2 separate regions of the Homo sapiens genome follow, and region 2 is linked to region 1. A link is a loop called in an ENCODE intact Hi-C map of the cell type or tissue named here. Cell type or tissue: OCI-LY7. All regions are shown on one strand. Links, peaks and the distances in the headings refer to the core of each region. The heading gives the core; the rest is flanking DNA. Region 1 has its middle 200 kb from the start of LINC02145. Region 2 has its middle 140 kb from the start of LINC02145.

Evidence for each region. Hi-C counts contacts between places; a loop is a spot of excess contacts. Peaks named below come from ENCODE experiments on the same cell type or tissue, not always from the same donor. Only the 100,000 strongest peaks of a DNase experiment are listed, where the experiment ranks them.
Region 2: a loop joins it to region 1, with 8 times the contacts of the local background. A loop is called at or near these places in 2 of 110 quality-filtered maps.

Annotation. Positions count from the first base shown.
Region 1 is chr5:6,127,921-6,143,916 of GRCh38, reverse strand. No RefSeq gene overlaps it. Among named protein-coding and RNA genes, the nearest start is that of LINC02145, 200 kb to the left of the region's middle. In OCI-LY7, for the core only: no CTCF peak of the experiment used is centred there; a DNase peak (open chromatin) is centred at 7,726; H3K4me3 peaks cover 846 bases.
Region 2 is chr5:6,186,486-6,202,481 of GRCh38, reverse strand. No RefSeq gene overlaps it. Among named protein-coding and RNA genes, the nearest start is that of LINC02145, 140 kb to the left of the region's middle. In OCI-LY7, for the core only: no CTCF peak of the experiment used is centred there; DNase peaks (open chromatin) are centred at 7,151, 7,441 and 7,831; H3K4me3 peaks cover 1,730 bases; H3K27ac peaks cover 2,237 bases.

The sequences.
Region 1 (15,996 bases), core at 4,614-12,613:
AAATCCAATGGTCAGGAGGTGAGTTCAGAGTTGCACAGATTTAGGTTGAATCCTAGCCTTGCCACCTGCTGCATGCTGGGATTTTCTAGCTCAGTGAGTTGTTTGTTAAGCTATTGTGTGGCTGAAAGCTCGCCCCTCTGGACTCTTGTGGGCTGAGGCTGGGGCTCTGCAGACCACATTCCTGCTTTGCCAGTTGCTCCCTGTGAGGCTCTGCCAAAGCGCTAGAGGGAGGCCTCAGGCCGGGGGCAGTGAGGGAATGAACTCTCCCGTTTGGCCATTTAAGCAACACCCCTCACCATGCAGAGCCTATTAGTTTCAGCTTCTGGTTTTTATTCACACTTCCCAAACCGGTGAACCCCTCAAGATACCAGCATCAGCAAGACAGCACCTCACTTCTGAGATTTAAGTATCAACGTCATGAGCCCTCACCTCTAAAGCTCCAGTGCTCCCAGCACCAGTGGCTCCAAACTCTTCATGCCCTCGTCCAATTTCCTAAACTTGAATAATCTCAGCCTTTTCACTTGGTTTGCCAATCCCAGGGAAGGAAGCTGTTTCCTGCATGTTCAACCTTTGCGTTATTGTTTTCTTGTACCTTTTCAATGCTCTTATGCCTGTTTACTCATTTTTCCATACTAAATTCTCTCCGTTATAATAATTGGTGTGATTTCTGTTTTCCTAAGTGGGCCCTGGCTGATACTGTTGATTTCTTTATACAAAAAATAGCAATAAGAATACCTACTGCTACAGGCTGAATTGTGTTCCCTCAAACCCCATTCATATGCTGCAGTCTTAATCCCTGGCACCTCGGAATGTGATCTTGTTTGGAAACAGAGCCATTCCAGGTGTAACGTGTTACGATGAGGTCATTCTGGATTAGAGTAGGCAGTTGATCCAGTGACTGGTGTCCTTAAGAGACACAGACACAGGCGTGGAGAATGTTCTGTGATAACAGAGGCAGAGGAGGGAATGAGGCATCTGCAATCCAAGGAGTGCCAAGAATTGCCAGCGACACCAGAAGGGAGGAGAGAGACAAGGAACAGGTTCTTCCTCAGAACCCTCAGAAAGAGTTAATTCTGCCCACACCTTGATTTCAGATTTCTGGCCTCTAGAGTTGTGAGAGAATAAACATCTATTACTTTAAACCACCCAGTTCGTGGACCTTTGTTGTAACAGTTCTGGGAATATACTCATTGAATGGTTATATGGAGTAAACGACCAGAGTGTACCCTGTTTGGGACCTGACACATGTAAATTCTCAATAAAAGAGACCTATTCTTATCATCATTATGTTGACAATTATTGGTAGCTCTTGTAGTCTGCGCTTGGCCTGCACTTGGTCTTTTATTCAGCTGCCAACAAGTCTCGTGGCAGGAGCACGTTCTGAGGGTCATGGGGTTTGTAAACAGAGGGACCCCTGTTAAAGGTCTATGCCAGCTCCCAAACTCCTGGTGGGATCTGCTGAGGCTGCTGTGAGGATGCATAATTCTATCATCTTCTTCCTCCGCACAGTCCTGCTTCCCTTACCCCTCACAGGTGTTTTCCTCAAACCATGCAGGCACATATCTTTCTCTAAGTCTGATCCCCTGGTGAACTTGACCTGTGATACCTTAAAGTAAATATAAAGCCTTGCATTTGAATTTTACAAAGTACAATTTGCACTTGTATAGGGCCAGAGTTGAAACAATGGATTCTATAGACAACTTGTGATTTTAAATAATTATTAGTTCATCTAATAGCTCAACGCTGTTCATCAATATGAACAAATTGATCCAAGTAGGCAGGCTTTGTCTACATGGCTCCTATTTCAGAACACTTATACATTCTATTTAAGAAACATAGTAGATCCTCAGGTTGTAGTTCTCGGCTGATTTAAATGTTATCTCCCCAATCATAACCCCGGCCGGGGTGGTCTCAGATGGAATTCAATGTCCACCAATTTAAGACTGTGCAGCTCATGGGCCTTCTGATGCAACTGGGCTAAACGTTGCTTGTAGAAGATTGTATTCGGACACATGTAATCCTCTGTCGATACTAGAAGAAAATAGATTCTAAATGATAAATAATTAAAACATCTGTGACAGTGCTCTTCCATTTGTTCTATTTTAAAGATGTCTTCAAAGTCATTTGTAATCTGAAAAAAGATGTGAATGGTTTGGAGTTCCAGATTTCCTCCTTAGTAGAGTGATTGTTTTCTTCTGCACATCTGTGTGCTCATTTACATGGTAATCCACAGGTACAATACTCCACCGGGAGTAACAAGTCGGTACAGCAATTGCTACATTTCAGGAAGAAATGTGGGGTGTTCACTGTTTACCATACAGATGGGCAACTGAACAAAATCCGTGAAGATATTCTAATTATCTTAGACTGGAGAAGGAAGGGAGTCTCGAACATTCTTGCATTTCACCTTGCTTTCTCTCATTTCTTTTAGAATGGAAAGTTAGAAGTGAGTAAGCATTTGGAATGCAGGGTAGTAGCTCCTGGACATTTTCAGTAAAACTTCTTCTGCGATATCATTTTGGGGGAGTTCATATGAGATAGTTGTACTTTTTTTTTTTTTTTTTAAGACAGAGTTTCGCTGTTGTTGCTCAGGTTGGAATGCAATGGCGTGATCTCAGCTCGCTGCAATCACTGCCTCCCGAGTTCAAGTGATTCTCCTGCCTCAGCCTCCCGAGTAGTTGGGATTACAGGTGTCTGCCACCACGCCCAGCTAATTTTTTTTTATTTTTAGTAGAGAGGGGATTTCACCATGTTGGCAAGGCTGGTCTTGAACTCCTGACCTCAGGTGATCCACCTGCTTCGGCCTCCCAAAGTGCTGGGATTACAGGCGTGAGCCCAGCTGAGATGGTTGTACTTTTAATAAACACTAATTGAGGAAGTATGATAACAGATGCGAATCCTGTGACACTTTGAAATGGTTTTGTATTTTGCTAATCATTGTAGCATCTACATTTTTGAAAAACAGAATATACGTGAGTTAGAGAAAGTATGTGTATGTAGGTTCATGTATGCTATTTTTATTTATTTATTTACTTTTTTAAAAAGCATAGTTGGTGCAGGAACTCCCGCACTGCTGCAGGATCCTGAGATCCATGGTTGGCAAGGGAAACTTCCAGACTGGTCCTGTAGCCTGTTTTCTTCTGGGTGTCCTATTAATTGGCTGTGTGACCTTGGAGAACTCAACCTGTTGGTTGTTTCTGTAGAATAGAGTGTGGGTTTTAGAAATGCAGCTCATTTCAGTGTCACCTCCCGTGAGTCTCTTCTGAATTTAGGGCCATGGTATTTTGCATGCAGCGATTTTCTAACTCCAAGACACAGTTTCTACCTGCTTTGTGAATACACTGCCGACCCCTTCATGTTTTTGCCCCAGAATAGCTAATGAACATCAGCAGGGATCAGGAGCTCCTGTGAACATTAAATTAACTGAGGAAGCTGCTGTCCATGTGGCAGTAATGGCCAGTGCCCCAGTCCCCAGGAGGTCCTCTCAGAGCGTAGTTCCTAGGCTTGGCTAGAGGTTGTTGATGGGGCCATTAATCATACGTCCTGTGCCGGCTCGTTTCAGACCTCCTCCAGGAACTGACTGATTTGTGCCCTTTTTCTCTGATTTTCTCTCTTTTTCCTGCATGCATTTAACCATCATTATGAATTCTCTTGCTCCTTGTTTGAGTCTGAGTGCAGAGCAGGGCCAGGTGGTTCTCTTCTCCTTCGTCTCTTGCTTGAAAGCAGAGCTCCTTTACTAGGACTTAGCAATGGCAGAATGTGTGGAGGATTATGAGACATTTCAACCCAGTGTTTCAATCTGAAGACTACATGGACTTTGTGGTTAAGATAAAACATTCTTATCAAGTTCACACCAACACTAAAGAACACTGATGGATAAAGTACTTTCTAAAGCTTACTTCCTTAAACCTTGATCAAATTTGTATGTAGCGCAGCTCAACAATTTATACATTTTTCAATTATAGGTTGTCTTTTTAAAAACTGGATGCATTTTTTACTAAAATTGTTTGTATTGGGGTAAATTTTAATTTATGAAAATTTTATATTGATGATTTGGTCCGCCAATAGCTTGTTGTACACATGAAACTTAGCTTCTAGCACTGAGAATTATTGTTTATGGCCATTATTTCCATGAAGTTCAATTTTATAGATCTAATTTTCATAAGGAAGTTATAATACTTTTGCCAGTTACTTGCTAACAAACTATACCACTTTCAGTTTTAGCCTCTGACATTTTTTTCTAAATAGCAATAATATAGAAATAATGATAATAATTATAGATTGGATGAAATAATTTTGTAGGGTTTTCTTTTGATAAAACAAAAGAAAATTATTTACAATTTCTCTCAGATATGACAGAATTCCTTCACTAACTAGGTTTGGGGAATTTTGTTGTTAATTCGACTTTTCAAATTCTTTGAGTTACATCTAGAAAATAAAATGAAGTACGTGATATATCTTTCTATACTACTTTAAATGGCATCATGTATTTCATTTTATTTAACAAACTGTATGTAAGAATTGTATACTTAAATCTCCAAAATATCTTGCTGAGAGAAATTAAAGACTTAAATAAGAAGAAATGTAAGTTATGTACATGAATTAGAAAATTTAATATTGTTAAGATGTTAATTCTCTTTAAACTGATCTCTAAAATTTATACAATCCCAATGAAAATTTTAGCTGAATGAATACATAACAAAATATACACTTTAGATTCTAGTTGAAATTGCATGAAAATCTTAGATTAATTTAGGGAGGGTTGATATACTCTATTGAGTCTTCTAATCCATCACTATTTAGGTTTTCTTTAAACCTGTAATTTCACTTTTTGCTGTATCCTTCTCAGCATTTGATATCAAAGTTAGATGTACTTTCTGTTGTTAAATTGCAAATGTATTTTAAGTTTATACATGTACTTTGTCTTCATCATTTTAACAGGTGCAGGTCGTGTACATTCACCACTTTTTTCATTCCTGTATTGGTTTTTGTGTATCCTTCTTTTTCCCCTTGATTATTCTTGCCAGAAATTTAATTTATTCTTCTTCTAAAAAGAATCAACTATGCCTTTGTGATTCTACCTCTCATTAATTTGTATTCTTATCTTTATTATTTTCTTCTTCTATTTTAGTAAGTTCACTTTATTGTTCATTCTTTAACAACTTGAAACAAGGAAAGACCAGTCTTTTCAATAAACTGTATGAATCAATTGGATATCTATGGGTAAAGAAATGAAATCTGACCTTCAAATCAAACCTTATAGGAAAATGAATCACATGTGGATCAAAGACCAACTATGAAAGATAAAACAATAAAGCTTAAAAAATATTACAGAGAAATATCTTCATGTTCTTGGGGCAGGCAGCACTTCTCAAACATGACACTAAAAGGACTAACCATTACATAAAGGATCAATAAGTTGTACTAAATTTTTTTTTCTTTTTTTCTTTTTTTGAGATGGAGTCTTGCTTTGTCACCCAGGTTGGAGTGCAGTGGCACCATCTCGGTTCACTGCAACTTCTGCCTCCTGGGTTCCAGCAATTCTCCTGCCTCAGCCTCCCAAGTAGCTGGGACTACAGGCATGCGCCACCACACCCAGCTAATTTTTGCATTTTTTTAGTAGAGACGGGGTTTCACCCGTCTCTGACCATATTGGCCAGGCTGGTCTCGAACTCCTGACCTCGTGATCTGCCTGCCTTGGCCTCCCAAAAGGCTGGGATTACAGGCATGGGCCACCACATCCAGCTGTACTAAATTAATAGTATGAAATTTTATTCACCAAATGACACTATAGAGAGAGTACAAAACAAAGCCATGGTGTGAGAGATCTTTGCAAGACTCATATCCAGAGTTTATAAAGGCATCCTAAAAATGTATACAAATGGCCAAAAAAAATGAAAAAAATGCTCAACATCACTAATGATCAGGGAAATGTAAATCAAAACCACAATGCAATACCACCTTACTCCTGTAAGAATGGCCGTAATCAAAAAATTAAAAAATAATAGATGTTGGCATGGATGCAGTGAAAAGGGAATACTTTTACCCTGCTGGTGGGAGTCTAAACTAGTGAAACCACTATGGAAAACAGTGTGGAGATTCCTTAAAGAACTAAAAGTAGAACTACCATTTGATCCAGCAATCCCGCTACTGGGTATCTACTGAGAGAAAAAGAAGTCATTATATGAAAAAGATACTTGCACACACATGTTTATAGTAGCACAATTGTAATTGCAAAAAATGTGGAACCAGCCCAAATGCCCATCCATCAACAAGTGGATAAAGAAACTGTGGAATACTACTCAGCCATAAAAAGGAATGAATTAATGGCATTCACAACAACCTGGATGGGATTGGAGGCTATTATTCTAAGTGTAGTAACTCAGGAATGGAAAACCAGACATCGTATGTTCTTGTTCATAATTAGGAGCTAAGCTATGAGGATGCAAAGGCATAAGAATGACACAATGGGTTTTGGGGACTGAAGGGGAAAGGATGGGAAGGGAGTGAGGGATAAAAGACTACAAATTGGGTTCAGTGTATGCTGCTTGGGTGATGGGTGTACCAAGAATCTCACAAATTAGTATTAAAGAACTTACTCATGTAACCAAATACCACCTGTTCCCCAGAAACCTACAGAAATAAAAAACTTTTTTAAAAAACACAGTGCTGGCTACTAAGGAGAAAAAAATAAATAAATGTATAAGTGAAAGAAAAATAACACAATTAAAATATGAACACAAGTATTGAACTGTCATTTTATAAAGGGGGACATTAAATAACCATTAAATGTTTAAAAATTCATTAGGGAAATGGAATATAAACCAACAATATGATATACCATATTGTTTTGATATAACACTCCTCCTTAAAAGGCAAACATTAAAAAGAAATCAGTAAGACAATACCAAGTACTGTCGAGGGTGTGGAGAAACCAGAACTTCTCTCAGATACTGGTGGTGGGAGTGAATTTCTGCAGGAACTTTCACCACTCAGTTTTTTCGGCAACATCTTGCAAAGCTCGACCTGCACATGCCCAGCAACACCTGAATCATAGGTACAAACCCAAAAGAAATGGAAACATATGTGCAAAAGACATGCAAATGAATGTCCACAGCAGCATTATTCATAAAAGCTAAAACCTGGAAACAACTCAAAAGTCCATCAAAAACAGAGTGGATAAATTGGGGTATATTCACACAGTGCAATTTGATACAGCGAAGTCAAAAAAGAAACCACTGCTCCACGTGCAGTCACAATATTGAGTGACAAGAGTCAGCCAAAAAAGTGTGCATACTGCATAATCAATTTATGTTAATTTTAAGAAAAACAAGTAAAGGAAATCTATGGGACAAAAGGCTGAGAATACTTTTGGAGTGGGAAAGTTCTGGGAGGGACACCTCCATGGTCTTGGGGTGCTGGAAGTGTTGAGTATGTTTATTTGGGGGGTAGTTCCATGGTGAGGCCATTGTGTAAAATTTAATATGTCAGTGACACAAGGTTCCCTAAACCTCCAGTTATTTCCCTCCCACTGTTTGCCTCCTTGATGCCTACTCAACCTTTAGGCCTCAGCTTAGATAGCATATCCTCTGAGAAGAACTTAATTATGTCTTCAGCTATTTCCTCTTTCAGGTCCCCATACTTTTATTTCATAGCATCAAAAGGAAATGGTTTCTATGACTCAAACAAAGTTTGAAAGCCTTCCCTGGAGATGTCCCTTGGGGAGCACCTGAAGACCAAGTGACGCTCTGAGCAGAAGCAGGGCACGTGGTGAAGTGAGCAGCAGGTGTCCTTGTGGTTTCATTGAGGGAGCAGGTTTCATCCAGGGAGCAGGTTTCATCTTCACCATCAGCTATACCCGTGGTTGGAACGTGTAGATATTGTTCTGGCTTAATCCCAACCTGATAACTGTCAGGAAGTTACCATGGAGAACCGTTTTTGCAACACTTGTGACTTGTGAGTTACTCAAGGTTGAGTGTGGGGCAGGTAGTAGGAAAAAGGGAAAGGAAACAAGAGTCAGAGGCAAGGGTTCTTTTTCAATAGTGTTTTTACAATCCATATGTATATAAATATATACATAGTATTTAGTATAGACATATCTATAGTATTAGAGCTATAGTATTTTTGCAGTCTCTCTATATCTATAGTATTTAGTATAGACTGCAATAGTATTTTTGCAGTCTATATGTATCTATAGCCTGCAAAATATGTATCTTATATATAAAATATTGGTAAATATTCAGTGTATTCAGACCAAATTCAGTGTATGTGAGTAGGTATGCATACATATACATATTATGTATACTATATATTATATAATATAAATATATATTCATATTGTTTATATATTTATATACAATATAAATATGTACTCTATATTAATATATTATATATTATAAATATATGTTTTCTAGAAAAATATGGGTTATAAATCTTATATATTACATATCATATTTATATATTATAAATATACTATATCATAGACAATATTAATATTTATAACATATGTATAATTGGATATGTATGCATACCTATTCACATACACTGAATTTGGTCCACTATCCTCAAAAACAAAAAATATTGTATTCTGAACATTCATATTTCACATCAATGTTAACTTTACTAATTTAACTTCTTTACTTTTGGGAATATAATCATATCCACTCTAGCCACTATAAAGGAGCCATTGGCTGCTGGCTAAATCCCCTCTGTGATCTTCCAGGCCGGGCCACAGGCAATTCCAAGGCTCTGGGGGTGGCCCTCCCCAGGCCATGCTTGGTTCAGCCAGTGTGTGGAGGCTCTGGAGGCAGCTACAGCCAAGGATCTTGGCCCCTGCCCACCCCCTACCCCAGAGGGCTGTGCTTCTATGCAGAGCTGGCTCCTAGCCCAGGTGCCTCCATCTGGAGCCTCTATCTGGGGCCTTCAGCAGAGGCCAGGCTCAGATTTTTCTGCTGAGATCTCCTTACTGGGGGAGGGGAATCCTTTCTCCCACTCTTCCTCAGGCATCAGTTATTGTCCACGCCTAGCACTTTCTCCTCCCCAGCCCTTCTCTTGCCAGGGGTCCCTAAAACTGCAGAAGCCTCTTGTTCCAGGCTCCCTTAGTAGTAAGGCACCCCCCACGCCTTTGCTGGTCCACCTGCCCCACCAGCAGCTGCCTTCCTGGTCAGCCTCTAGCACACACGGTCACAGCGGGAGATGAGAGCTTCACTGGTACTTACATTTGCTTGTTGTCTTCATTGGCTACTCCAGCTCCTGGCAGCTCAGCCCTCCTCAGCCCAGCTGAACTCAGAAGGAGGTGAGAAAGCCCACGACCAGCCCAAGCCGGGGGCTGCCTTTCCATGGTATGGAACCTGGGCTTCCTGGACCCTAAACCGTGAGATGGGCCTGGCCTTCCACCCACTGGAATCTCCACAGCCCGAGAATCCCACGCTAAGAGAGCCATATTCCTAAAATCCAGCCGTGCCCTTGCTGCAGGGGTAAGACCTCCCCCGGGTGTGAGCTCCGCGACCATCAGAGGGAACGGTTGCCCCCGTGTGTGCTGCACTGTTTCCCCAGCTTTATTGCACATCCTGTGGGCAGCGGGCACTCAGCCCCTGTCTGCTGAATTGCACCACAGGAAAGGCAGTCCTTCCAGATTTTTAAAAATAATCCCTATAACTGGCTCATGTCTGCCAAGATAAATGTCACTTCAACAGTGCTGCTGAAATATTTAATGTGATTAGTACTCGCTCATTTCATATGTAAAATAGGGAGGAAAGGAAAAGACAAAGATGAGGAATTTGAGGGACACGAGTGTCAAAAGCACAGTCAGTAATGTAGTTTGGGTGTGAGACAAGGAGCTCACTTCTTGCTTTCATGTTTAACTGTAAAAGAAATCCAAGTTGTTTCCCATTAGATCTGATTAAGTCACAGCAAAAGTCTCCTTCCCCATGGTGGTTCTGGGTTTTGCTTTCTTGAACTCCCTCCTGCCACTTTGAACACAGCCCTTCTTGGCCACTATGTGCCTGCAGGTTGCCCATTCCCAGACTGGACTCAGTCTGCAGGTCTCACCTCCCCAGTTATTCTCAGCAGCTCAAAGTGTGTGAAAGCAAGCTCATCAGATTGTATGGCACATAAAATAAAAGCATTCTGTGGTTCAATCCCACCACCCTACCCCACCCCACATCCACTTGTTTCTATTAATTATTGTGTGCCCCAGTCAGTTGTGACGTGAGCTCTCATTCTGCCTCTGGCTATCACCCCTTAATGTGAAGGGCACTCCAGCAGGAATGTTAATTTTTGACGTTCAGAACTGTGGCTCTGGAATGAACTTCTATAATCCCAGGAGAACTAATAAGGTGTCCTATCAGGTCTCCCAATCTCAGTAAGATGTTCCTTCCAGTCAAACATGTTGGAAGAAGAAAACTTATAAATCGATGAACAATATTCCAGGATTGGCACATACAATCACCATGTGAAGTCTTCGCCAGTTCTTCCCACTTGTGAACAGATATTTCCCTGAAGAGGTCCTCTTTGTCCCTATACTTGTCAATTATACTATAACACAGTCTATATATTGGAGGAAGTATACCTATTTGGAAGAAATGAAATGCCATCTTTAGCTTCATTCAAGATAATATTTATTGACTACCTGCATGTGCTGGGTACTAAGATATCTGCTGGAGGTAACATTCCTAGAGAACTCTTCAAGTATCTGAAGATTAACCAAGACACTTCCACACTTATAAATTTAATGCAAGGTGACAAAGGGCATGTATTAGTTGATTCTCACACTACTATAAAGAAATACTTGAGATTGGGTAATTTATAAATAAAAGAAATTTATAATTGGATCACAGTTCCACAGGCTATGCAGGAAGCATGGCTGGGGAGGCCTCAGGAAACTTTCAGTCATAGCAGAAGGCAAAGGAGGAGCAAGCTCGTCTTACATGGCAGGAGCAAGAGAAAAAGAGAGAGAGAGAATGGGGAGGTGCCACACACTTTTAAACAACCAAATCTCTGAGCACTCACTCACTATCATGAGAGCAGCACTGAGAGGGAAACTCACCCCCATGATCCAATCACCTCCCACCAGGCCCCTCCTTCAACAGTGGGGATTACAATTCAACATGAGATTTGGGTGGGGACACAAATCCAAACCATATCATTGTGCCCCTGGCCCCTCCCAAATCTCATGTGCTTCTCACATTGCAAAATACTATCATCCATTCTCAACAGTCCCCCAAAGTCTTAACTCATTTCAGCATTAACTCAAAAATTTACTGTCCAAAGTCTCACCTGAGATGAGGCAAGTCCCTTCTGCATATAAGCCTGTAAAATAAAAAACAAGTTAGTTACTTCCAAGATATAATGTGTGTGTAGGCATTGAGTAAATATTCCCTTTTCAAAAGGGAGATATCAGCCAACAGATAGGGTCTACAGGCCCTGTGCAATTCCGGAACCCAGCAGGGCAGTCATTAAATTTTAAAGCTCTAAAATAATCTCCTTTGACTCCATGTCTCACATCCAGGCCACACCAATGCAAGGGGTGGGCTCCCAAGGCCTTGAGCAGGGTGTAAAGGGACATACTCCAAATGCTAGGGAAGCCTCACTGTTAAGCGTTAGAGAAGGAAGAGCATGAAATCTGTTGTTTTCAGGGAAAAAAAAAAAACCAAACTAGAATGCCACTGAGAAACCTACCAACTGAAAACACCCATTAAGCCAGGGTGGTTGATACCACCCACTATTTTTTTTTCCATCATTTCTTTATGTGCATTGCCAGTAGGATTCAGGGTAGATGGGATAAAAACAAGGTTTTCACCAACAGCATGAAGTGGTAGAGCTACATCACTGCCAAAGAGAACAGTTCAGGGCAAAGTCACCCGACAGAATTATTCTATTGAATTGTTGAGTTGAAAGGCATTACAAGAATGCATACGATTTTAAAAACTTTCTCTTCTTGACTTCTTTTTTAAAAACTTATTTTTTATTTCAATAGGTTTTTGGGGAACAGGTGGTATTTGGTTACATGAATAAGTTCTTTAGTAGTGATTTCTGAGATTTTGGTGCACCCATCACCCAAGCAGTGTGCACTGTACCCAATGTGTAGTCTTTTATCCCTTGCCACCTCCCACCCTTTCCCCTCAGTCCCCAAAGTCCAATGTATCATTGTTATGCCTTTGCATCCTCATAGCTTAGCTTCCACATATGAGTGAGAACACACGATGTTTGGTTTTCCATCCGAGTTACTTCACTTAGAATAATAGTCTCCAATTTCATCCAGATTGCTTCAAATGCCTTTACTTTGTTCCATTTTATAGCTGAGTAGTATTCCATATTCCATGGTGTGTGTATCACATTTCCTTTATCCACTCATTGGTTTATGGGCATTTTGACTGGTTCCATATTTTTGCAATTGCAAATTGTGCTGCTATAAACATGTGTGTGCAAGCATCTTTTTCTGTATAATGACTTCTTTTCCTGTTGGTAGATACTTGGTAGTGTGATTGCTGGATCAAGCAGTAGATCTACTTTTAGTTCTTTAAAAAAGCTCCACACTGTTTTCCATAGTGGTTGTATTAGTTTACATTCCTACCAACAGTGTAAAAATGTTCCCTTTTCACCTCGTCTATGCCAGCATCTATTATTTTTTGATTTTTTAAAATTATGGACTTTCTTGCAGGAGTGAGGTGGTATTGCATTGTGGTTTTAATTTGCATTTCCCTGATAATTAGTGATGTTGAGCATTTTTCCATATGCTTGTTGGCCGTTTGTATATCTTCTCTTGAGAATTGTCTATTCGTGTCCTTAGCTCACTTTTTGATGGGATTGTTTGTTCTTTCCTTGCTGATTTGTTTGAGTTCTTTGTAGATTCTGGATATTAGTCCTTTGTCGGGTGTATAGATGGGGAAAATTTTCTCCCACTCTGTGGGTTGTCTGTTAACTCTGCTGATTATTTCTTTTGCTGTGCAGAAGCTTTTTAGTTTAATTAAGTCTCATCTATTTGTTTTTGTTGCAGTTGCTTTTGGCTCTTGGTCATAAACTCTTCTACACATTTGCCTAAGCCAATGTGTAGAAGAGTTTTTCTGTTATCTTCCAGAATTTGTATGGTTTCAGGTCTTAGATTTAAGTCTTTGATCCATCTTGAGTTGGTTTTTGTATAAGGTAAGAGATGAAGATCAAGTTTCATTCTCCTACATGTGGCTTGCCAACTATCCCAGTACCATTTGTTGGATAGGGTGTCCTTTTAACACTATATGTTTTTGTTTGCTTTGTCGAAGATCAGGTGGCTGTAAGTATTTGAGTTTACTGCTGGGTTTTCTGCTCTGTTCCATTGGTCTATGTGCCTATTTCTATACCAATACCATGTGGTTTTGGTGACTATGGCCTTATAGTACAGTTTGAAGTTGGGTAATGCGATGCCTCCAGATTTATTCTTTTTGCTTAGTCTTGCTTTTGCTATGTGGGCTCTTTTTTGGTTCCATATGAATTTTAGGCTTTTTTTCTCTAATTTTGTGAAGAATGATGGTGGTATTTTGATGGGAATTACATTGAATTTGTAGATTGCTTTTGGCATATGGTCATTTTCACAATATTAATTCTACCCATCCATGAGCATGGGATGTGTTTCCATTTGTTTGTGTCATCTATGATTCCTTTCAGCAGTGTTTTGTAGTTTTCCTTGTAGAGGTCTTTCATGTCCTTGGTTAGGAATATTCCTAAGTATTTTATTTTATTTTTTTGCATTTATTGTGAAAGGGGTTGAGTTCTTAATTTGGTTATCAGGTTGGTCGCTGTTGGTTTATTGCAGAGCTACTGATTTGTGTACATTAACTAATTTTGTATCCTGAAACTTTGCTGAATTCATTTACCCATTCTAGGAGCTTTTTTGATGAGTCTTTAGAGTTTTCCAGGTATGTGATTATATCATCAGCAAACAGTGACAGTTTGACTTCCTCTTTACTGACTTGGATGCCCTTTATTTCTTTCTCTTGTCTGATTGCTCTGGCTAGGACTTCCAGTACTATGTTGAATAGAAGTGGTGAAAGTGGGCATCCTTGTCCTGTTCTAGTTCTTGGGGGAATGCTTTCAACATTTCCCCATTCAGTAGAATGTTGGATTTGAGTTTATCATAGGCATTACTTTAAGGTATGTCCCTTCTATGCCAATTATGCCTAGGGTTTTAATTATAAAGGGAGGCTGCTTTTTCTACATCTATTGAGATGATCATGTGATTTTTGTTTTTACTTCTATTTATATGGTGTATCACATTTATTGACTTATGTATGTTAAACCATCCATGCATCCCTGGAATGAAACCAGGGATCATGGTGGATTATCTTTCTAATATGCTATTGGATTTGGTTTGCTAGTCTTTTGTTGAGGATTCCTGCATCTAAGTTTATCAGGGATATTGGTTTGTAGTTTTCTTATTTTGTTATGTCCTTCCCTTGCTTTGGTATTAGGGAGATACTGGCTTCATAGAATGAATTAAGGAGGATTCCTTCTTTCTCTATCTTTTGGAATAGTCTCAATAGTATTGATACCAATTCTACTTTAAACAATAGAATTCAGCTGTGAATCTGTCTGGTACTGGACTTTTTTTGTTGGCAATTTTTTATTACCATGTTAATCTTGCTGCTTGTTATTGGTCTGTTCAGAGATTCTGTATCTTCCTGGTTTAATCTAGGAGGGTTGTGCATTTCCAGGAATGTATCCATCTCCTCTAGGTTTCCTAGTTTATGCATGTAAAGATGTTCATAGAAGACTTGAATGATCTTTTGTATTTCTGTGGTATTAGTTGTAATATCTCCCATTTCCTTTCTAATTGAGCTTATTTGTATCTTCTCTCTTCTTTTATCAGTTAATCTCACTAAAGGTCTACCATATCTTTCCAAAGAACCAGCTTTTTGTTTCATTTATCTTTTGTATTGTTTTTTGTTTCAATTTCATTTAGTTCTGCTCTAATACTCATTATTTCTTTTCTTCTGCTGGGTTTGGGTTTGGATTGTGCTTGTTTCTCTAGTTCCATGAGGTATGACCTTAGATTGCCTATTTATGTTCTTTCAGACTTTTTGATGTAGGCATTTAATGCTATGAGTTTTCCTCTTAGCACTGCCTTTGCTGTATCCCAGAGGTTTTGATAGGTTGTGTTACTATTGTCATTCAGTTCAAATACTTTTTAAATTTCCATCTTGATTTCATTGTTGACTGAATGATCATTCAGGAGCAGGTTATTTAATTTCCATGTATTTACATGATTTTCAGGGTTCCTTTTGGTGTTGATGTCCAATTTTATCCCTCTGTGGTCTGAAAGTGTACTTGATATAATTTCAATTTTCTTAAATTTACTGAGACTTATTTTTGGCCTATCATATGGTCTATCTTGGAGAATGTCCCATGTGCTGATGAATAAAATGTATATTCTGTGGTTATTGGGTAGAATGTTCTGTAAATATCTGTTAAGTCCATTTGTTGTGGAGTAGAATTTAAGTCCATTGTTTCTTCGTTGACCTTCTGTTTTGATGAGCTGTCTAGTGCTGCCAGTGGAGTATTGAAGCCCCCACTATTATTGTATTGCTGTCTATCTCATTTTTTAGGTCTAGTAGTAGTTGTTTCATAAATTTGGAAGCTCCAGTGTCAGGTGTGTATATATTTGGAATTGTGGTATTTTCCATTCAGACTAGTCCTTTTATCATTATATAATGTCACTCTTTGTGTTTTTAAATTACTTTTGCTTTAAAGTTTGTTTGGTCTGATATAAGAATAGCTATACCTGCTTGTTTTTGGTGTCCATTTGCATGGAATATCTTTCCCCGCCACCCCTTTACCTTAAGTTTACGTGTGTCATTATGTGTTAGGTGAGTCTCCTGAAGACAGCAGAAACTTGGTTGGTGAATTCTTATTCATTCTGCCATTCTGTGTCTTTTAAGTGAAGCATTTAGACTATTTACATTCAATGGTAGTATTGAGATGTGAGGTACTATTTTATTTGTTGTGCTATTTATTACCTGAATA
Region 2 (15,996 bases), core at 5,445-13,444, 58 kb before region 1:
AGAGAGAAGGTGCATGCACCCTCTCAGGCTGTGCTGGAATGGGCCTGTCTCACCTCACATAAAGGGCCGGTGGCATGGCCTCTAGGGACAAGCCAGGAGTGAGTGCCAGAGAGGCTGGCTTTGTCAGAAACACTCACAGTGCTGGTGCCTCTGGGCGTCGGGGAGCCAGGCTCTGCATTTGTGGGCTTTTATCTCACAGGCTGGTCCTTGTTGCTGAGAGGGCTGGGATAAGTGGGCTGCCTTGAAGATACCAGGGCCATTGCGTTGTCTGGGAGGTGGAGGTAGGCCCACACCCCTCTGCCTTTCTGCCCCCTTGGACAGTGTTTCTCAGTCCTGCACCCTCTGTCTTTTCACCATCAGATGTCAGAGTCTGGCCCGGCATCATCTCTGCAGTGGCAAGACTGCAGGACTTGGATGGCTCCGTGTGCATGGCTGCAATCATCTCTGTCTCTCTCTTTTGCTCCCTCTAGCTCTACGTTACATGATCTCCCCATGATCCTTTACAAACTGTACCCATTGAAAGACTTGACAAACAAACTTACAGGTCAGACTGCCATTGCCTTTGTCAGTTGGTTTTCTTTTTTTTTACTGAAATGAAAAGTAAGTTGATCTGCTGCCAAATTACCACCACAGGAATTTACTGGGAGCTTGTTTGAGAATGCTGCCTCCTCTCTTTGAGCTGCAGGGTTTCTACCAGCCCGAAGATGCTAAGGAAAGAGACTGGACCTTCTTCTCAGGCCAAGACAGAGGCGGGAGCACCCTTCCTTTGGAAGGAGGTTGGATGTAGTTCACAGAGCGGAAGTCCAACAGATTCTACGTGCCGAAGCCAGCCAGGGTCAGCTGGGTTTTCCCAGTGGCAGTGACAGAGTGCTGTCAGTCTTTACTGGATAAAGGAGTTGCGTCCACAAGATGCAAACAGAAGCTGAGGACTTGCTTGAGCCTCAATGAGGAAATTTGCTACAAAGAAGCTTCCAGAGCATCCATCCAGACAGATGTGTATTCATTCATTCATTCATTCATTCATTCATTAATGCACACTTTTCCATTTAAGAGACACTGTACCCCGTATCCTGGAATACAATCAAGGATGGTTCCTGGGAGCTTTGAGGGCCCTGTAGAGCCATCCCTTGGGGGTCTGTTTCTAATCTCCAGCCTCCAGTGTGGGTCCTCACTGCTATAAGGTCACATGGGGAGGCTGCTCAGGATAAGCCTAGAATGGGCCTGAAGTTGAGCCCCCTCACAGGGCCCCCAGCAAGGCCCTTCTTTGGACTTGAGTCTTCCTTTCGCTTTCCTGCCCTTGAATCTCCCCTTCAGCCATATCCATTTCCATGAGAGCTGATTTTCACCCAGGAGAAGGATGCCTGCTCCTTCAAACAGAAGCAGATACAGTTGGCCACCGAGAGGAGGCCAGAGACGTCTGCCCTGGGAGCCATCCAGAGGAACCTCTACCCTGGCTTCTAAGCTGAGACGAGACCCAGTCCCATCTTTGGCAAGGGAAGGGGATGAGTGCCTCATCTCTGCCATCTTCACACCTGAGGTGATCCTGGCACACAGGCTACTCCCAGAGCTGTGATAATTGGGATAAAGTCTGTATTAGTCTGTTTTCATGCTGCAGTTAAAGACATACCTGAGACTAAAGACAATTTATGAAAGGAAGAGGTTTAATGGACTTACAGTTACACATGGCTGGGAAGGCCTCACAATCATGGTGAAAGGCAAGGTGGAGCAAGTCACATCTTACATGGATGGCAGCAGGCAAAGAGGGAGCTTGTGCAGGGAGACTCCCCCTTATAAAACCATCAGATCTCATGAGACTTATTCACTATCATGAGAACAGCATGAAAAAGACCTGCCCCCGTGATTCAATTACCTCCCACCAGATTCCTCCCATGACACGTGGGAATTGTGGGAGTTACAATTCAAGATGAGATTTGGGTGGGGACACAGCCAAACTATATCAAGGTCCAAGGAAGAGCCCCATGGAAGAGCTTGCCAAAGGGTGAAAGGATTCCTAGGTCCTGTTATTTTGAGGGCAGAATGAACACATTGGGGGTGCCTGCAGCCTAGTTTACATGGAGAGATGGTTTTCCTGGTCTCACTTATAAAATAGAGTGATTGTGTTCTTCCAAGCTCCCTGCCCCCTCTAGTAAGTGCTGTCAGTCTTCACTAGGGGAAAGAGGCCACATGAAGACAAGGTCTGTTATTATTATTAAACTGTTCAGGACTTGTTAGCATATTCATGAGGATATTCAATTTAAAATATATCTCATTTCCTTTGAGCGGCAAATGATTCGCCTTTTTATGATGGTTGTGGAATTTAATATTGAAGGGATTTCACTTGGCAGTTTGCATCTGTGAAAATTCAGTTCAGAGTGGTGGTGCATAAAAGGGAGAAAGAGACCAGGTTGTTCAACTCAGCAAATGAAAAAAGAAATTTTGCTGAATCTCAGGAGTTTATATGTAGCACAGACAGCATGAATCAAAACACTCCACACTCCTACATGCTCATGATGGCTCCTCTCACAGTAAGCAAGAACAAGTGTGTGCTTCTCTAGTTTTTCAAGGGAGGATGCATTTGGCAAAAGAACGGGTTGCTTTCTTTGTGTGCACTAGCAGCTGAGGATATTCAATGATATCGTATCTACCATCTTTCAGTGAGAAATGGTGATGTGGTGGCACTGGGGTGGGCTAGGGTGGATAGGGGCTGGTGAGTGGGTTCTATTCTCTGAGGGAAAGGCAGGGGCCATTGCTGTTTCTTGTGCAACAGGAACAGTTGCACAAGTGTAGTCCTCACTGCTGCACACACACCGGTGGTGCTGAAGATGTGCTAATGTTTCCAACCCAGTGGAGAAGTAGCGTTAGCACTCCAAATTGATTGATCCTCACTCTGGACTCCAGAATAAGCCTAGAATGGGCCTGAAGTTGAGCCTCCTCACCAGGCCCCTTGGAGCTGAGTCTTCCTTTTGCTTTCCTGCCCTTGAATCTCCCCTTCAGCCACATCGATTTCCATGAGAGCTGATTTTCACCCACATTGATTTCCATGAGAGCTGATTTTCACCCAGGAGAAGGATGCCTGCTCCTTCTAACAGAAGCAGAAACAGCATCTGACATATGCAGGGAGATTAATTCCAGTTCAACAGATCAAGAGAAAAAAACATATTTCCCTTAAACAATTCAAATGTTGGAAGGTTTTAGGAGGTGTTAAAGAAAAAGGAACAATGACAACACAAAGGAAAGAGGGCTGGAGATTATAAAAAGCATCCTGCCTGCTTATAGGAAGCCTTGAGGATAAAGTCGGGACCAGAATTTTGGATTTCAAGTGGCTGCCAGGACCCGTGTGACTCATAGGGGATGGAATCATTACTATTATTCATTCCATTCCAGCATATCAGAACTTCTGCCTTACTTCTCTACTGCATAAAGTTTCTGTTGTAACTCAAAATACTGAATGCATTACATTTGCTAAGCTTTCTTCCTTCTGATAATGTTTATAAAAATGGAAATATATTCTGATAGATCTTAGAATTTTGAAAAATTACACCTTTTTCTAATGAAGGGCATATTCCCTAGCCCCCACATTCTGCATCCAGAAAGAAATCATTGCTGATTCTGTCCTTGAACTATTTCAGTTAATTAAAAGAATGCGGAGGAAGCCTATCTCTCTGGCTCGGTATTGTTAATTACAAAGGTATTCAATATGCCACTGCAAATGGCATTCTGCTAGTGCTTAATTAAAATAAATACAAAAATTTAAATGAACTAAACAGATTTTGGCACTGGTCTGTGGTTACTGGGCCAAATTTTATGTGTGGCTATAACACGAGCATAGGAATTAATCTTTACTCTTTGCTCTTAATGGCCTGGCATCTGGCCAGAGGCAGGGGCGGCAGCCCACTGTTCCATCCACTGCATCAGTGGAGATCGCCTCCACTCACCTTCCTCACATCCTTGTCCCTACAGTCTCCCCATCCATGGGTGGCTTTAGTGAAACCATTCAAAATCTTAGGGGAGGGATTGTTTCCTGAATCCATCTTTCCTCTAAACAATTCATAACGTGAAGAATAACATATCTTTATTTACTGCGTTTCATCACTGGGCTCTGAGCCACTTTTCAGATGTGAACCCATTAACCTTACCCACTCTTTGCAACGTGGGGTGTTGGAAAGGAAGCCTCTTCCAGATTGACTGACAAGCAAATGTGTTCTTGTGGACACTACTCCTTCCACTGTGAGTTCCAAACCTCAGCTGCTGAAAAATGACCTTTGGATCATCCATAATGGTGCTGCTGTGGAACAATTTGATGCCACAAATCAAATGAATTTCTTCACAAAAATCAAGTTTATCCACAGGTTTCCAAGCATTTAGGGCCGCTGTTTGTATATAAATGACTGATGGATTGGACCTTCCTTGATCCCCCATCTGTGGACCCTATGCGCTGGGACATCTGGTGAGCAGAAGTGTGTCTGGGAAGGTAATGAAATTGCTGTCGTTACTGTGAAATTCACTCCATTTCTTCAAAAGCAACTAAAGTTAAATTCAATTTAGAGAATATATTAAGTGCCTTGAAGTAGCAAAGGAGTTGTTGGGTTAAAAGTGAAAGAAACGGCTGGCTCCCAATACGAAGGGAATCACTGGAGGGCCCTGGCATGGGTGGGGTGGCTCTCTGATACCCCAGGAGAAATGGAGCACTGAGAGAAGCAGAAATGAGGTAGGAGCTCCGGAAACGGTGCTGCGAGCGCTGGATCCCTCTCTGGACTCTCTTCCAACCCTCCCCTCGGCTTTTGTCTCTCTCTGGCTTCTTTTGCTTCCTGTCCTCCCCAACCCCATCTCCACTTCCTCCTTCGCCTCTCTCAGGACTGCTGCCTCTGCCTCTCGTGGTGAATGAGGGCACCAGCCTGGGCTGCACATCTTACTGTTTTAGGCACTGAGAGAGTCTAGCCTGGTGCCACCCTAGTCCTGAATCAGGAAGCCCAAAGTGGTAGCTTATTGGTGCTGGGAGCAGGGGTGCAGGCCCCCATGAACTAGACTGTGGCCACTCCTATGAAAACCTATAGTGTGGGAGGAGGAGGAGCCCCTAAGGGGGAAACTGCTCTTGGTTAGAAGGGGGCCTGGACAATGCGTGTCCCCTACACGCATGCTGGCAGGGGCAGAGCACAGTGCCCAAGGCTGCAGGGCACTGGAGAAAGGAGTGTGAGATACAGGCTGTCTGTAGAACAGAGTAAGGGGCATAAACTAAGTGAACTGGTGACTGTCATCCAAGACGCGGAACAGAGCCTGAGGTTCTGGCTCCGTGAAAGCCAGTTATTGAACGAATGAATAAAATACATTTGCTCCAGGGCTGCATCTGTGGGAGGTTCTCCCAGGTCATGTGGGCAGGCTGCAGGGGAGTGAGTGTACCCCACAGGGTCATCAGAGAACATGAAGACATGGCAGGCTTGGGGACTCTAGGGTTCTCCCAGGCAGCATTACTAGGGCAGTGGAAAGGAGGGCACTCCAAAAGTAAAAGAACAGTTTGAGAAAGCGTAAGAAAAGCAGAGAAGCCTGAGTGTCACCCGGAAATGATGGGCAGCCTGGTTTGCTGGTGTGTGGGTGAAATGATGTGTGTTGGTTTCTAGGGCTGCTATAACAAAATGCCACCATCAGGTGGCTTAAACAACGGAAACGTATTTACTCAAACAGCGTTGGAGGCTGGAGTCCGAGATCTAGGGGTCAGCAGGGTTGGCTTCCTGCAAGGCTTCTCGTTGGCTTGCAGACCGCCATCCTCTTGCTGCCTCTACATGCAGGCTTTCCCCTGCTGAGCATCCTTGGTGCGTTTTCTGTGTGTCTTAGTGTCCTCGCATTACAGCACCAGTCCCATTGGACTAGAGCCTCGTAATTACCTCTTTGAAGACCCCATCTCTAAATACAGTTACATTTTGAGGTGCTATGTGTTGGGGGTTCAAAATAAACATTGGCGAAGGGGCCCTAATTCAGTTCATAACATGATGTAACCAGTCTTTTACAAGGGTCCCATTTTAAGGGACATTGAAAGTCCCAGTGAGGAGTTTGTCCTCTACCCTCAGTAAGCATATGCAGTCAGACTCAGTCCCTTGAATAATTAAGCAATCGGTCAATGGCCAATAAGATCAACTGGGGAATGCGATTGAAATGGGAAATAAGTTGGAAGATGCCTCTGTTAGTCCCACTTTTTGGTGATGTGGAACAATAACTTGCAAGGTTCCAAGTCGAGTTAGCAGCCCTGCCTCCCATTTGGCGCTCCTGGTGCTGGGTCTGCAGAATAGCGCTAGGTGGAGCCTCATTATCCTATTGGCCCCTAGGATGCCTCCAGGGAGGGAAAGGGGGAACCAAGAGCTTCCAAGGGCATGGTCGGGGGTGATGTAGGGCATCTGTGAAGCAGAGTCAGCAGGTGTTCCGGCCACTGACGTAAGAACCAGGAAGTAAGTATCTGGGACACGAGGTGAAGGGGTAAAAAAAGGTAAAACAGTATCTGGAGCTGAGATGTCAAAGGCATTTGAACCACAATGACCCCCATCTTGAATAAGGGCTGGGTAAAATGAGGCTGAGACCTCCTGGGCTGCATTCCCAGGAGGTTAGACATTCCTAGTCACAGGATGTTTACGGTTAAGGGAACAGGTTAATAATGTTTGCTGAGCAGACCCAGGACTTAACAGACTCAGGAAATGGCCTGATGTCCTGATATCTTAGGGGCAAAGTCATTCTTAATTTAAGAATAAGTTCTGCTTTAAGAATAATGATATAGATTCTCATGGAAGATAGTAGTTACAAAAAGATTAACAATCATTTGTCACGAGCCCTTGCCACACAGCACACCTCCCCATGCTGTTTTGTTTTGTAATTGCATCAGTCCATTCTCACACTGCTATAAAGAACTATCTGAGACTGGGTAATTCACGAAGAAAAGTGGCTTAATTGACTCACAGTTTCTCAGGCTGTACAGGAATCATGACTGGGAGGCCTCGGGAAACTTACAGTCATGGTGGAAGGTGAAGGGGAAGCAGGCATATCTTACTACAGCAGAACAGGAGAGAGAGTGAAGGGGGAAGTGCCGCACACTTTTAAACAACCAGATCTCACGAGAACTCACTCATTATCACCAGAAGAGCAAAGGGGAAATCAACCCCTGTTATCCAATCACCTCCCACCAGGTCCCTCCCCCAACATTGGAGATTACAATGCAACATGAGATTTGGGAGGGCACAGAGAGCCAAACCATATCAGTTATGTTACATCTAAACAAGCATTGCACCTAAGTTGGACTCATTCCTCCTCTTGCTTTTGGGAATGACCTGCTCTATCTATGAAGTAGCCATTCTTTTGTTTCTTTACTTCTCTTGCTTATAAACTTGCTTTCACTTCTCTTCTCTTGCTAATAATCTTGCTTTCACTTTACCCTGTGGACTTGCTCTGAATTCTTTCTTGCATGAGATGCAAGAACCCTCTCTTAGGGTCTGGATCTGGACCCCTTTCCAGTAACGGAGGGTCAAGGTGAGAGGGAACCAGAAGAGACAGTGACAGGAGCTGCATCAGCAGGAAGACCCTGCCATAGGGGTGCTGGCTCTCTCATGCACCGGATTTGGTTCTGGTGTCTGGGGAGAAGCTGGACCTATTTTGAGAGGGGCCGAGGGGGACAGGGGCGAGGGGTCATGAGAACAGCCCCACGATGCAGCATTGCAGTTGGCGGTTTACCCTCTTGCTTCTCACAGGTTGGCTGCAGCCCTCCCTGCATTGACCGCCTCCTGTGTTGGATCCTTCATGACCCCAGCTTTGCTTGACCCAGAAGACAGACAGGTGTTCTCTCTGAGCAGGAGGAAGCAACACTTCCTTATAGCTGCACTGGTGCAGGGCTGCATTAAACCAAATACCTGTTTCTTCAGGATATGTAATTAGTGCCAATTTTGCAGGAGACTTCTTAGCACTGATTAAAAGCACTGGAGGCAATGGTGTGTGAACTGTCAGGACCGTGCCTCGCCCTCTCGGAGCTGTGCATGAGACACCCTCGGAGGGAGTGATAGTTGTCAACATTCTTGCTGTCAGAAGTACAACTGGAGGCTGGGCGCAGTGGCTTACGCCAGTAATCCAAACATTTTGGGGGGCCGAGGATGGAGGATCACTTAAGGTCAGGTGTTCGAGACCACCTGGCCAACATGGTGAAATGTTTTCTCTACTAAAAATACAAAAATTAGCTGGATGTGGTGGCATGCACCTGTAGTCCAGCTACTCGGGAGGCTGAGGCAGGAGAATCACTTGAATCCAGGAGGCGGAGGCTGCAGTGAGCCAAGATTGTGCCACCACACTCCAGACTGGGTGACAGAGTGAGACTCTGTCTCAAAAAAAAAAATAAAAATAAAAAGAAGTACAACCAGGTACCCCTCAGAATCCTTCAGCTTCCACAAATGGGGAAAATTACCAGGCTGACATCTGGCATCTTCAGAGTCACTCTGCAGCCTTTCTCACACAACACTTGTCTGCTTCCAATACAACCTCCAAACCAAGCCACGTTCTCCACATTGGCCTGCCTCTCTTTTTCCTTCCATTTCTTCTCCTCTTAGATACTGCATGCTTTCTCAGCTTGCCATCTAAAAATACTTAAAGAAATTGTAGGAACTTTATTTAATAACATCTAAATAACATCAATGTATGGCTATAAAAGTCACAGAAATTAGGGTCAAAGCCTGTAAGTAAAACAGAAAATACACATTTACTTAATAAATTAACATAGGATTAAACTTAAACATAAATATGGGCTGTAAAAGACGCACTTGACCAACATAAAAATGAAAGATCTAATCTTTTCTAATGTGTTTGCTCAACTAGTTAATTCTTCATTGCCTAGCTACAGCAGGCGAAACTCATTTTCACTGAGCAGGGAGGGAGCGGCCTCTCAGGTGCCTGAGGTTTGCGGAATCACCTGCTCCAGCACCTGTGTGGGCCGCAGGCGTTCAGGACCTGGAAAGGGGAAGGACAGGAGTGAGTTTTCTCCTGGGGGCACTGAAGGAAGTAGCAATGTGCATGCTATATTCAGGGAATCCTAGAAAACTGGCCCAACCTGAAGGATGACTGTGTGGGGAGCCAAGGTGGGGTGTGGAGGAAAGGGGATCTGGGAGAGGAAGGCGCTGAGAGGCCGAAACAGGAGGGCCTGGAGGCTGTTTAATTAAAAAAAGAAAAGATAGTTGAGAACCAAAAGTAGTATATAGCAATTTAAAAACTAATATAAAACAATTCAAAATTGAGCTGAGTAAAGGGGAATGAGGGAACCAAAAGCTCATTTTTTGTAGAAGGGAGTCGGTAAGTTGTTTCTGAAGTTAGTAAGTCAAACAATAGCTATGTGAAGCCTTTCATTTAGAGAGGGCGGTAGCTTAGGAGAACTAAGGTGAATCCTCTAGGAAGCAGAATTGCCTGTCAGGAGGGTCCACGGGAGGCTGGTTTTTCATTAGAAATCTTATTGTGTGATTGGACCCGTGACCTGTACATGAGTTACTTAGGGAACACATCCAAATTCTTTTCAAAATCCTGGTCAAAATGTGACATTTCTCAAAGTCCACATTGATAATTAAATAGACATTATTTTTAGAGCAATTTTAGGCCCAGAAAAACTGAGCAGAAAATGCTGAATTCCCATGTACTCCCTTCCCATGCCCACTGTTTTCCCTGTGATGAACATCTTGCCTTGGTACATTTGTTACAATCAATAAGCCAATACTGATATATTATTATTAATTAAAGTCTAAATTTGCCTTACAGTTCACTCTTTGTGTTATATATTCTATGTTTTTATTTTCAAATGCATAATAGCATGTTGCACCATTATAGTATTACACAGAATAGTTTCAGTGCCCTAAAAACTTTTTAAAAACCAAATTTATTAACTTTTAAAAGCATCTCTTGATGTCCAATTTCCATAATATTGTGCCTAATCTTCTCTCTTCGCCCAGTTTTTATTGGTTCTTTATTTTCACATTGTCAAGGCTGATAACATTTATAGTCTACTTTGAAATTACTTTTTATTTTTATCAGTTAGTATAAGAAGTTGAAAATCTTTACAGAGCATACACTATTATGACTTTGAAAGCTCATGCCCTGCGGAATCAGGTGTTATGCTAATCTTATGTTTCCTTCTTTACAGGTCCTGGGTCATGACTCTGGCATGACCCTGGTTACTAGGTGGAGAATGTTTCTAGCATCAATAGCAACTGAATTTTATTTTCTTATTTTATTCAGTTCCTCATAATTGTGTTTCATTTTTATTTGCTACCTATTTTGAGCTTGATTTTATTGTACAGGTTCTTTATTTTTATATATTTTCTAGTTATCTTTTTTATTCTTGTCAAAAGAGAATGTCACTTTTACACTGTGTCTCTGATATCATCTATTCTGTTTTTCTGAAAGACCTACTGTAAGCACAATCACTGCGCTTCTAGTTTAGATGGGTAGCTTTCTAGATTAACTGTAGCACTTTTGTTCTGCAGTTTCCTCATGAGATTAGAGTCATTCTTCTTGAACTTGCTGTCTTTCTCTTTCCTGATATTATCCTTCTTTGACTGGAGTAAATCCTCAAATAACTTTCTAAGAAAAAGCATGGACACTTTTTGAGTTTTTGCATTTCTGAATCTATATTTATTTTCTTTGAAGCTGAGTTGGTAAGTTGATTGGATTTAGAATTCTAGACTCAAAGGAAAATATCAGGAGTTGTTGCTGAGAAGTCTGATGCTGGTCTCATTAGTATGCTTTATAGGAAATCTGCTCTCTTTCTCTAGCAGCTGTTAGACTCTCTGGATTCTTGGTGTGCTAAAATTGTACAAGATGTCTTAAATGAACTATTTTTTATTCATTCATTTTTATGCTGCTTAGTAGATTCCTTTAGGCTTTTGATTTATCAGTTATGGTCTCAGCAGAAAACAGATGTCTACTCAACATAGGATAATTTGTAAAGAATTTATTTATGTTAACATTTGTATGGCATATGGTTATATGCATATTCTTAACACTGCCACACTGATGATAATCATTTGAATCAACTCCACAGTTGCGTTATGATAAGAAGTCTTTGACGATTATCCTTGAGTATTGACTTTTTTAACATTCGTATGATTAATATTTTTAAAGTAATTTTTATTGTGTATATTTAAATCCTTTTAAAAATCTATATGTATCTCAGAACTTCATGTTGAAAGATATTTAAATTTGCAAAGTGTAGGCAGAAGTGGGAGACCAGAGAGGATAGTGCAGGACCCTGCGGTATGATAACCAAGCTCCATTAACACCCCAGACCATAGAGAAGCCACTCTGAGGAAGCCTGGAGAGGGGCTCAGCCTGCCAGCTGCAAGCCTGCAGGGAGAGGCTGCAGGAAGAACCCTGATCTCTGATCTCTGTCTTCTCCCCTTCTGTAGCAGCTGCTGCCCATTGGCTAAGCCCAGCTGGAAGCCAGAGGGCAGAGTCGAGGTCCATGTGAGCCTGACTCCCGGGGCGTTGAGTGGAGTGGAGAAGGGTAGAGAATGGATCTGAAGTGGCGAGCAGGAGCCAGCCAGCCCGGAAGATGAGTTCTTAGCTGTGCAACAGAGCTAGCCATTTTTCTTTGAGTTTTTGCCTCTTGGTTTTCCTGTTTTTCTCTTTCCGGAATCAGTTGAATGTTGAAGTCCTTGATGTCTCTTGTACTTTTCTTCTGTTTGTCCTTTTGCTCCCTGTTCTGGGAAATTTCCCAACCTTCTATTAAATTCTTTCCCCCACCGCCCCCACGAGACGGAGCTTCGCTCTTTCGCCGAGGCTGGAGTGAAATGGTGCGATCTCAGCTCACCGCAACTTCTGCCCCCCAGGTTCAAGCAATTCTCCTGCCTCAGCCTCTGGAGTAGCTGGGATTACAGGTGTGCACCACCATGCCCGGCTAATTTTTGTATTTTTAGTAGAGATGGGGTTTCACCATCTTGGCTAGGCTGGTCTTGAACTTCTGACCTCAGGCGATCCATCTGCCTTGGCCTCCCAAAGTGCTGGGATTACAGGCATGAGGCACCGTGCCTGGCCTATTAAATTATTTAATTTAGGAAAACATATGTTTTACTTCCAAGAGTTCTTAGTCTCTGTTCTCTTTTCATTGCAAACTATTCTTCTTTTAAAAAAGAAATCATTGGTTTTTCACTTACTGACTTATAACCTACTATATGCCAGACACTGTTTTAAGCCCTAGAGCTCTACTAAGGAGCAAATCCACTGCTGTCGTGGAGCTGAGATGTCATCTGTGGGCTGACCCATAGCAAATGAACAAGTAAATCAATACTTGGTATGTCACCATGTAGTGCTGAGTTCTATGGGGACAAGATGCAGGTAAGGTGGCTCGGGAAAGGCAGGACTGACGGGAGATTGGGGAAGGGTTGTTATTTTATAAAGTGCAGACAGGAAAGGCCTTGCTGATATGGTGACTTTGGGATGTAGATCTGAAGGAAGGGAAGGAGCCAGCCATGATGATATGTTTGCTGGATGCAGTAATTTGTCAAATCACTTTGAAGAGTTTCATCAAGGTCTTTTGTTTTGTTTTGTTTTGTTTTGATCTTCCCCGAGATATCACATCCCCCACACCTCTCTCAAAGGTCGGTTGAATTATCAGTTTCTCTTACGTGTCCCATTTCTTTCATTCTGATGGTTTTCTTCACATGCTGCCTGATCCTGCAGTCTAATCATTTTAAGAATGGCTGGGTGGGTTAATATATCTAGAAATTGGGTGTAGGTTTCCTCTGCTGTTGTGAGTGGAGAGCTAACTCCTGAATATGGAACCCCTGGAGAGTCTTGGGTATATAGAGGAGGCCTGTTGCTGGACAGGACTTACCTAAGTGTCAATGAGTGGGTGGCTGGCTTTTGGGAAAAGGTTTACTACATCTGTCTATCCATCCACTTGTCCATCTAACCATTTGCCTGACCATCCATCCATCCATCCATCCATCCATCCATCTCTCCATCCTTCTTTCTTGCCTTCCACCCATATAATCGATTTATTTTTCCTGGAGAAAAGTCTGAGATGTTGGAGCTCTGTGTTCACCAAAATAGACTTTCAGTACCTCCATCCTCCCACCCTGTTTTTGGCTCCTCTTCCACCTCCACCCACTATCTGCCATCTATGGGTCTAGAGCTTCTCTTAGGTTCTGTGCACAACAATTTATCTTCCCCTTCCAGGGCATGGTGTGAAATTTGAAGCCAGGTCTCCTGGGTACCCATCCTGACTTCCACACTTATCAGCCTTAGGATCTTGGGCAAGTCACGTAACCTCTTGGGCAAGTCACGTAACCTCTCGGCGCCTCAGCCTCCTCAACTGCAAGTGGAAATGATGATAGCACTGATCTCAGGTTGTTGTGAGCCTCGATGTGAGAATGTGAGTCGAGGGTTTATCACTGGGCTGGACACCTGATCCTCACTCGGTGCATGTTACCTGATATCATGGTGCTCCAATTATTATTATTAATCACTGGGCTGGACACCCAATCCTCACTCGGTGCACATTACCTGATATCACGGTCCTCCAATCATTATTATTATTGCAGTTATTTTTCTTATCCTCTGCTCTATGCTTTTTCAGTGAAATTTTGGCTGTAATGTTTTATTTTGTTTTATCACTTTTTAAGCTTCCTGGAATTTGTTGAAATCTCTCATTTGTCAATGAACTCTTCTTTTTCTCTTTGCCATTATGAGTTTATTCCTCTGTTATTCTCTTTTGTTCTTTTCTGTTCTTAGTCTCTGTCTCTGGTAATCATTTTGCTCTCATTTTATTGGTGTCTCATTAGCAGGGGAGACACAAAAGTGAGTGCTTGATCTTTTCCTCTATTTATTTTTTGACAGTTCAAAACCACCTAAGATGACTGGGTCCATTCTATTCAAAAGATAGGATAGCAGCTTCTTTGTGGTGGGCGCTGGGCTCTTTCACTTCCGGCTCAGCTGTTTCATGAGTGGTCTCGCTCCGCCGGTCAGAGCTTTGTGTAGGTGTCTCCTTGCATCTGCTCTCTCTTCGGGGCCTGCAGATCATAGAAATTTATTTTCATGTCTCTCTCAGGGACCCCAGAGCATGTCACACAGCATGACCTTTTCACTACTAAGTAGAAGGGTAAATTACATTATTAACTGACCCTCCACAAGCACTGTGTCTGTACTAAGGAATAGCAGGTAACAGGTGATGGTTTGCTGGGTTCACTGTGATCTCAGGTACACGTCAAGGACTTGCTTTTCCAGTGGGGGAGAATTGTGTTGTGGCAAATCAGGAGCACTGAGTCACTCCCTATTCCACAACTTTTAGCTGAAAAATGGGAACAGCCACTCTTGCTACTGGTTTGCAAAATATTTGTGAGGTTTAATGAAAGAGAAGCAAGTTTTCTTTTCAAGCGTGCTCAGTGTTGTGTCACAGCCACACTGGATGTAAAAATACATGAATAAAACTCAGGCTGTTTCTGACCATGACTGAGCCTTCCTCCTCCACAACCCTTCATGGTGACTGTCAGTAACAGGCAAACCAACCTGATGTTTTCTCATTAATCTTTGAAATGTTTTCTCTGCTAAGGGTCAACAAGGAGCTAAATGAGAGAAAAGATAAGAAGGAAAACAAAAAAATAATAATAAACTACATAATTAAAAACTAAAGAAAACACACCAGTGGCTTCTGAACAATCAGAGTAGCAGTGTGAGGACAGTGTCACCTCCCCAGCTGCCTCTGTCCCTCATCCTCCCCTAGAGACCTTGCCTTCATGTGGGCTCCCAGGGGACGTGGTTCTTTGACCTCTCCTCATGGTGAGCGTGAGTTTGCCCTCCCTTGTGTGCCAGCAGTGGGTTGTCCAGGTGCATGTTTGTCATTGGACCCCCATGCAGGGTATTTATGTTGCTTTAGTTCTTATTGTCCAGTCATGCACTGGTTTTGTGGAGATGATCTTCTTCCGTGAATCCGATGGTTGCTGGGGAAAGATGGAACTTGAAAGATGGAAGTCTTCACAGAGTTTCCCTGAATAGTAGGAAAAAACAAAACAACTGGCTGTTTCCTCCTGCTATACTCTTAACACAGATCACTTCTGGTGGGGTGGGTTTTTTTTCTCCACACCAAGTAATTCTCCAGTGGACACCCACTGGGTGTCCTACAATTCAATTCAACTCTGACACTAACCAGAGTTCCCACAAACCCCACAGGTTAAGGGCTCAGTCCTAAAAGACTGCTTCCACTTCAGACACCAATAACAAGTACCAGATTGTGTCCTATGATTATGACCAACCAGCTATAAATCAGGGTCTCCATGACCCCCTCCTTGGATAATTTGATAGGACAGCTTACAGAACTTGGGAAATGCTAACATTAACCAGTTTACTAGACAAAAAAAGGATACAGATGAACAGTTGGATGGAAGAAAGGCACAGGGCAGAGTTTGTGGGAAGGGGTGCACGGCTCCCATGTCCCTCTGAATGTGCTGCCCTCTAGGTACCCCTATGTCTTCGTCAATCTGCAATCTCTCCAAACTCCATAGTTTTGAGATTTTAATGGAGGCTGCATCACAAGGACATGATGCCTTACTAACTCCATTTCCAGCTCCTTTCCCTCACTGGAGAATGGGAGTTGTGGCTGAAAGTCCCAAGCTTCTAATCATGGGTTGGTATTTCTGGTGACCCGCTGCCATCCAGAAGCCCACCAAGAGTTGCCTCACTAGAAAAAAAAGATGCTCCTGTCACCCAGGAAATTACAAAGGTCTTAGGAACTCTGTGTCAGGAGCCAGAGTCAAAGACCAAATATTACAACAAAGATGTTCCTAACTCCCCTATTGCTTAAGAAAATTCCAAGGGTTTTAAAAGCTCAGTGCCAGGAACCAGAGTTGGAGACCTATGTATGAATATAAATATATTTTTTATTGTTTCACATCCCCAGTCAGACAAATCATAAAGCAGAAAGGAGTGTGTGCATCTGCTTTGTATTTGTTACCTATTCTTGGGTGACAAAGTGCCCCAAAACTTTGTAGCTTAAAACAA